Linked DNA regions of Homo sapiens: all the other regions are linked to region 1. Evidence: chromatin loops called from intact Hi-C (ENCODE). Cell type or tissue: adrenal gland. All regions are shown on one strand.

Region 1 (2,500 bases):
GGGTGGTAGAGACCCTGTCTCAAAAAAAAAAAAAAAAAGTATAAGAGGAAAGGTGCAGTATCATATCTCCCAGTGCTTAAAATATTGCCAGCCTAAGACACCTACTACTGGCCTTTATCAGAAGCGTATTGCCACCCCAGCCTATGTCCTCCAACAGTGTGACAGTGACTGGGAGGTCACGCCCATGTGAGCTCTAGCCTGTAACCTGGACAGAGACTTTACCCATGGGCACTACAATGTTTCTAAACCTGATCAAGCCAGGCACGGTGGCTCACACCTATAATCCAAGCACTTTGAGAGGCTGCGGTGGGAGGATCGCTTGAGCTCAGGAGTTCCAGGCCAGTCTAGGCAACATGGTGGGGACCCCATATCTACAAAATAATGTTGTTTTAATTAGCTGGGCATGGTGGCACATGCCTGTAGTCCTAGCTACTGAGGAAGCTGAGGTAGGAGGATTGCTTGAGCCTGGGGTTGAGGCTGCAGTAAGTTGTGATCACACCACTGCACTCCAGCCTGGGTGACAGAGCAAGACCCCGTCTCAAAAAACAAACAAATAAACCTGATCAATCCATTGTTACCATTTGTCTTGGTGGTGGATTGAGGAGCAGTGAGTAGAGGGAAGAAAGAGTTGAGAAGAGCAGTGAAGTTCGCCACCTCCTCCCCACCTCAGTACACTTTATGGAAAAGTATTTTCAACTAGGGCCATCTTGTTCTATGTGTAACCCTAATAGAAGCTGGGGTCTCACATGGCCTACCGTCTACAGCAGCTTATACTCAAAGGAAAATATACCAAAGTTCCAAATCCTTGAAAAATTATATATATATTTTTACTATAGGTTTTCTTAGAGCAGTCACACTTTAGGACACACACGTTTGGGTTTATAGTACCTGTGACAATGCCTGGTACAGAATAAATGCTCAATAATATATGTTGAATGATGAATGAGTGAGTGAACGAATGAACGAACAAACACCTATTTTAAGGCATTTATTATAATACTCCAGGCTGATTTTTTTGTTTCTTCCTTACTAGCCTATGAGCACCTTATATCTCTTGAATAAACTTCAGGACTAGAATATAGTAAGTACTTATTGTTTCATCTATGAATACAGCACCCAACTCTTGAAAATGTAAACAATTACTAAAGAATTTAGTTTAGTGAATTGTTTAGTAATTGTTTAGTAAAGAATTTAGTCATTGTGGAACTTTTTCTGTTCCACAAGTTTGCACTTTAAATTGAGTTTTTAAAAATGAAAGTACATATAGAAAATATTTTTAAAATCAAGTATGCAGAGGCAATTTGCAATATATACATATTTTTTAAATCGTACATAAGAGAAAGCTCACATGGAAAACAATGAATTATCCAGCCAGCTGGCTTTGCATCCTCCACATCTCATTCCCTGCAGACACCAGATGGCGACATTTTGCCATGATCTGCTGAGTCCTAGACGTTTGACAATGTATTCAACGAATGTATAACATGAGTCTTACGTTAGGCACTAAGAATTCGTAAATGAGTGACGCACAGACCTTGCATATCAAAGGGCTTATCATCTATTTGGAGAGTAGATAGATATACGGATAACTTAAAAGCACAATTAGTATGATACAAAATAATAGCTAACATTTTTGAGGTGCAAGGGACCTGAATAGGCACTTCACAAGTGAGGATATCGAAATGGACAAAAAGCGCAGGAAAAAGTAATCAACATTTTTAGTCATCAGGAACATGCAAATTGAAAGCTCAATGAGATACTACCCTATTGCCACTAGAATGACTAAATGAAAAGAATTCAGAAAACCCAGTGATGGTGAAGCAGCTGAGCAACTGGAAACCTTTCACACTGCTGGGAGGAATGTAAACTGTTACAAGCACTTGCACTGCTTGTACTACCAAGAACTGCTTGGTAGGATCTACTAAAGTTAACCTTACAAATACTCTATGCCCTAGCAATTTCACTGCTGGGTGTATATCAACGGAAATGAGTGCTTACATAAACCAAAGACATGGGTAAGTAGCTCATAGAAAATTATTTTTTTAACAGCAAAAAAAGGAAGCAACTCAAATGTCCATAAATAGTACAGTATATAAATAAATTGTGGTATGCAATAAGTGGAATGTTATACAGCAATGAAGACCAAAATGTTATTGCTACTTGCAGCAACATGAATGAATCTCACTAAAAATATAATATTGATTGAGAGAAGCCAGACTCTAAAGATCACATAATGTATGATTATATTCATGTGAAGTGGCCAGGTGTGGTGGCTCACACCTGAAATGCCAGCACTTTGGGAGGCCAAGGTGGGCGGATCACTTAACATCAGGAGTTCAAGACCAGCCTGGCCAACGTGGCAAAACCCTGTCTACTAAAAATACAAAAATGAGCTGGGTATGGTGGCACAGGCCTATGGTCCCAGCTACTCAGGAGGCTGAGGCATGAGAATCACTTGAACTTGGGAGGTGGTGGTTGCAGTGAGCCAAGGTCGTACCAC
Region 2 (2,500 bases), 200 kb after region 1:
CATACCTTTTCCAGAGCACTTGCCACCACCATCCCCTGAGAACCAGCTGGTTGATAACAAACCACCTACAACCTCAAGAGCTAGTTCACTAGAGGCTTTGCAAGGCCCTGGTGAAGACAGACAGCAGCGTTCCCACCAGAGAGCAAACTGCTTGCAGCAGTTTGGGATCCAAACACAGTTGCAGATGCCTGCTTTCATGGTCGCCACTGCCCACTGTCAAGGTAGTACAAGCACTTTGCACCACCTCATATTCAAAGGGGCTATTCAGATGTTTGTGGAAGGAAGGAAAAGAGAGAGGAAGCGGAGACAGAGGAGAGAATGGGTCCAGGGAGACCTGTTCTCTATAGTTTGCTCTCTCTGGCTCCTTTCTAAGAAAACTGAGAATTTGACAGATCTAAACTGATTAAAACAACAGATGTGTGTAATTTTCACCTTTGTGCAGACCAGGAGATGGAAGTCCAGAGAAGTTAAGTGACTCGGATCTGATCACACAGCCTGTAGGGCTGGGAGGAGCAGAAAACCAAGTTCTATGATTCCCAGAGACATGTTCTAACCACTGTAACACATTCCTGCCGGTTCAGGCTGGCAGCAGACTTGCCGCTTGGGCCTCCTCTCTCATTCTCTCCTCCATACACAACACAGGATACCCAACCTGCTCCAGAAGTCTGAGCCTTGTCCAGTCTTCCATCTCTGAGAGAAAGGAGACCCTGCCATCTGGCCAAAAAGCAAGGCTCCCAAATGAAGGGCTGAGATATTCTCGAAGGATTACATCTCTCCCTGCACACTGGAGCTGGGGTTGGGGCTGCACAGACTCAGCCTCCTTAGATGCCCCCATCTACTCCCAATGGCTCTAACTCCTTGTCTGGAAAAATACACAGGAAAGCAAATTTCAAATTGCAAGCAGGAGCCAGGAGAGATTTGAAAGCTATCTCAGGAGCGCCCTCTAGCGTGCCCACAGAGTTTGAGCAGCGCAGCACCCAGGCCCCATTCCCTGGAGGTGCCCGGGCCCGCACTGCCATTGGGGCATCCGGCGAGCAGTGGGCGGGGCCAGCGGCAGCATCTGCCACTCACATAAAAACTCCTCTCCAATCCCAAGGCCAACGTCTGCTGCAGGATGAGAGGCAGTCTCTGCTTTTAAGACTGTCCAGCCCGCACCAACCCCACCCATTCCTTATACAACAGGGAGAAGCAAAAGAGAAGCAAACAGAAGGTGAAAAGAAAGTGTGGAGGTTGCACAAATGGAATGCAGTGCAGAGAAGAAGCAGAGGAAGAAGACAGAGAGAGAGAGAGAGAGTGAAAAAGAGGCATAACTGAAAAAGGGACAGGATAAAGAGAAACAAAAAATAGGGCAAGGCTAAAGAAAACAACGGACATATAAGTGAGTGCAGATGAAAGCTACAGATACCTCCACCCCCCACCCTGCACCCCTCATCCACCCACTCCGACTTCCAAGCACACCAAGGTGGGGCATGTGCTTTGTAGGACCTGGCACCTCCTCGCCTCTCCTGAGGTCTTGGTGCTCACAACATTTCCCTCCACTCTGACACAGCCCCTGGATGCTCACGAGTGGCGGGCTGAGGGAGAGGAGGAGAGAGAAAAGTGAACCAAAGGCAGAACTCGCCAAGCGAAGCCACTTACGCACAGTGCGGCCGGCAGCATTTCCATCCTACCTTTGCTGTCGCCATGTCAGCCGGCTCCATGATCTCTGCTTGGCCTAAGGAGCAGCGGCACCATCCAGAGAGAAAAGGCAGAGTCACAAACGTCCACCCACGGAGAACAAACCACCCCTCTGGAAGGCTGGGGAAAATAAGACACCTATTTCCACTCTCTGGCCCCCTGGGACTTCCTCAGTTTCTGGGTAAGAGGTCAGAGTCTGGAGGTCCACAGCAAGCAGGGGGGCCCTGTCTCCTGTCTGTGTTCCACAGACTCCCAGGAGGCTGAGTCAGGGGGCACCTCCCCTGGCCTGGTACTTCTTCCCAGGAGCGAAGTGTGGGTCTTCCCAGGCTCCCCCTGTTGAGAGGGAGAGGGCACAAAGACGGAGGCCTGCCCTCCCATCACCCCGCCAACTGGTACCCACAGGTCAGGATGAGGGGGGCATGTGGGAAGAGGCCAGCTGGCAGGTAATGAGCAAGAGCCGGGGGGAGCAGGAAGGGAGAAGGTCAGCAGCTGGTGGCGGGCAGGCGGGTGTGAGAACCTCAAGAAGGTGCAGGCACTCAGCTGGAAGCAGAAAGGTGCTGTGCAAGGAAGTGCCGGAGCCACAAAGCCGGAGCCTGGCACGGCAAGGTGGAGAATGCAAAAGGAGAGAAATTCGCCCGGTGAAGCCACTCACCTTGCAATAACATTCAGACTGACTGAGGCCTACACAGGAGCCAGGAGCGGGCGGTTCACACCCCCCCACTCCACTCCCAGAGACTCACAGCCTCTGTCTAAAGGTACATGAGAGCAGCCGGCAGCCTGGCTGGATCTGCAGAGGCCCCTGGCTCTCTCCGAGCAGTCTGAT
Region 3 (2,500 bases), 130 kb after region 1:
GAGCTGCCGGCCCCAGCAGCCCCACAGTCTCCTTGTGCTTCCTCAAATGCAACCCAGGTCACGAGATCCCTGCTTTACAACGGAGAAACCATCTCCCAAGCTCCCAGCTCCTCGTCTCAATGCCGTGACCTTCGTGTAAGACGCTGGGAGGAAAGGGGGCAACAGGAACATGGGCTGACAGGGGGACCCCGGATGCCTGTGACTCCTCCTGCACGGGGCTCCCTCCTGCCCCAGGTAGACAGAAGCAGATGGTCCCTTTGCATGGGCTGGCACATCGGCGCTTGTGCCTTCCAAATCTATGTGGAACAAAGTGTGAGGGTCACACACAGCCTCAGGCAGGGAAGCCAGTCCTGTCTTTAACCTGATCTGTGATGCTCTTATATCTAATGTTTGCTCTTTTGTAAAGCGTGGGTAAGAACATGTACTAAAGAACTGAAAAGAAACGTGAAACATACCAAGGAGTAGGACTGTGCTGAGGCTCTGCCCTGAACCAGCAATCTCCAGGCAGCTTCTTACCTGCTGCCACTGAGGGGCCACAGGAAAAATGGGTCCCCCCTCCAGCCACGTCCAAAGCAGCCCCCGAGCCTGTCCACTGTGGGCAGGGGTCCCTGAACTCTGCCCAGAGGCACATTCAATCCCCGTGGTTCTGCATTCCCGGAAATGAGTCCCAAAGGCTCTGCCAGACGGGAAGGACCCAGACCCACAGGGGCAGGGAAGTCAGAGGAGCTGCCGGCCTCTGGGGGTGAGAAGGGGCGTCCCTCATCCTCTGGCTTTAGTTTGCTGTAGCGCCCCTACCTGGAGGACCAGGCCAGAGGGAAGGAAGGCACAGAACCAGGGAGCAGCAGTGGAGCCTTCTCTGACAGCTTATAAACACATGGATTTGGCCAAAGAGGAAGAAGGGAGTCAGGACAAAGACACAGCTGTTGGGGACATGCTCGTTTCTATCATTTTTCCTAGAAGGTCTGAAGAGCAAGCACTTAAAGGAATGCAAGGCCCCTGGAAACAGACCCAGGTTACTGGGAGGTGGTTTCCAGAAACATCTCCCACCGCGAAGGCTCCGGGAGTCTGGAAGATTAAGTAAGGTGCGGGGTGTGGAGGAGGTAGGGGGGCAGGGACTAGGAGAGCTCTACATTTAGTAGGAGTTAGAAATAAAAAACAATTCTTACTTTGATCAGGTTAAGTCTGTCATACTGGAAAGAAAACCACAAAAATTAGATTTGAAAAAAAAAAAAAAGGAAAGTCAAAGAAGGGTCAGTGCCACAGCGCCAGCGCGATGCCCGCACCGCGGTGGGGAGGTGTGCAGCAGGGCGGGAGGAGGCGCGCTTTGCCGCACCTGCTGCATAGCGCCCTCAGGGCAGGTGGGAGAGCGGCAGAACGGCCCCTCGCTCCCTCTGGTGGCCACAGGCTGTCACTACAGAGCGGAAGCTGGGCGGTAGCACAAACTCATTGGGAGGGAAGTGCTGGGGCCGGACTGCACCTAGGAGGGTCGGCCTGGACAGCACAATGATGGATCCAGAGGGGTCGGGCCTTAGCGATCACCTGGTGCCATGCCTACATAGTAGCAAATGAGGAAACTGAGGCCCAGAGAAGGGAAGAAAGACACCGTGCATGGGACCTGACCCCAGGGAGAAGCAGAGGCACTGGCCAGCTTGCCCAAAAAATATAAGGCATGGTGTCCTCTAGGGGTGGCCAGGAGACAGGGAGTGAGGTGGACCAGCTACAACAATATCAGTAAAAACAGCTATGAAATGGCTTGCTGGGAAGACATGTGATTAACCCCAGAAGATGTTCCACGGGGAGGGGCATGTCCCCATCCCGCTACCAGAACCTCCTCTTTTTGCCGCACCATCTACTTCAGGCCCTGGCCTTCAAAGAACCTAATTCCCCTACTGGTTCTTGTGTTCCTCTTCTGAAGTCTGTGTGTCCTGCACATGCACGTCCCAGGCCAATGCAATGGCTCCCAGCTCCACGTGGGATGCTACAGTGTCCCTCCTGGCACAAGCCCGTCCTCTTTTAACTCCATTGAAAGGATGGCAGGGCAAGTGTCGATGGCAATGATCAGTGGGAGAATGAGGTGGGGAAGTGGGTAACCAATGTCAGAAAACTCAGAATGTGTCTGCCAGGGATGGGCATGGCGTCCACCCAATCTCCCAGGGGAAAGGAGACCTGCACTCACCCCAGCACCTCCCTCCTCAGTTCCTATGAAAAGGCCCAGTTTGGCCCCTGATTCCTGCTCAGCTCTCAGTCCCTTCATTATGTCTCCTTTTAGCATCTCCAAAACCCCACTCAGAATTCTACCTGGTCCCTGACGCCTGTCCTGGCTGCCCCACTCAAATGATTTATCCTACCTCGGAGCTTACAGAACATCCCCAACTACTCAAGAGCCAGGCTTAGGGTGTACAGAATCTGGATGGAAAAGTGTGCAGGAGCAGGGAGTGGGGAGCCTGATGCCCCTGTCAGGCCATATCCACCCTCTTGCCAGCTGAGCCTCGAGCACCCA

Evidence for each region. Peaks named below come from ENCODE experiments on the same cell type or tissue, not always from the same donor. Only the 100,000 strongest peaks of a DNase experiment are listed, where the experiment ranks them.
Region 2: a loop joins it to region 1, with 4 times the contacts of the local background. A loop is called at or near these places in 33 of 110 quality-filtered maps.
Region 3: it touches region 1 in a loop (6-fold over the local background); 88 of 110 quality-filtered maps call a loop at or near these places.

The regions. Positions count from the first base shown.
Region 1 is chr11:123,706,714-123,709,213 of GRCh38, reverse strand. No RefSeq gene overlaps it. Among named protein-coding and RNA genes, the nearest start is that of ZNF202, 34 kb to the left of the region's middle. In adrenal gland, a CTCF peak has its summit at 1,411 (motif pointing right); no DNase peak of the experiment used is centred here.
Region 2 is chr11:123,509,867-123,512,366 of GRCh38, reverse strand. The region is part of intron 2 of GRAMD1B (GRAM domain containing 1B); the gene reads right to left. Among named protein-coding and RNA genes, the nearest start is that of GRAMD1B, 81 kb to the right of the region's middle. In adrenal gland, CTCF peaks have their summits at 743 and 947 (motif pointing left); DNase peaks (open chromatin) are centred at 976, 1,489 and 2,396; H3K27ac peaks cover 2,356 bases.
Region 3 is chr11:123,579,636-123,582,135 of GRCh38, reverse strand. All of the region lies in intron 3 of GRAMD1B (GRAM domain containing 1B), which reads right to left. Among named protein-coding and RNA genes, the nearest start is that of SCN3B, 74 kb to the left of the region's middle. RefSeq lists an enhancer at 1,326-1,935. In adrenal gland, a CTCF peak has its summit at 1,404 (motif pointing left); a DNase peak (open chromatin) is centred at 1,376; H3K27ac peaks cover 1,558 bases.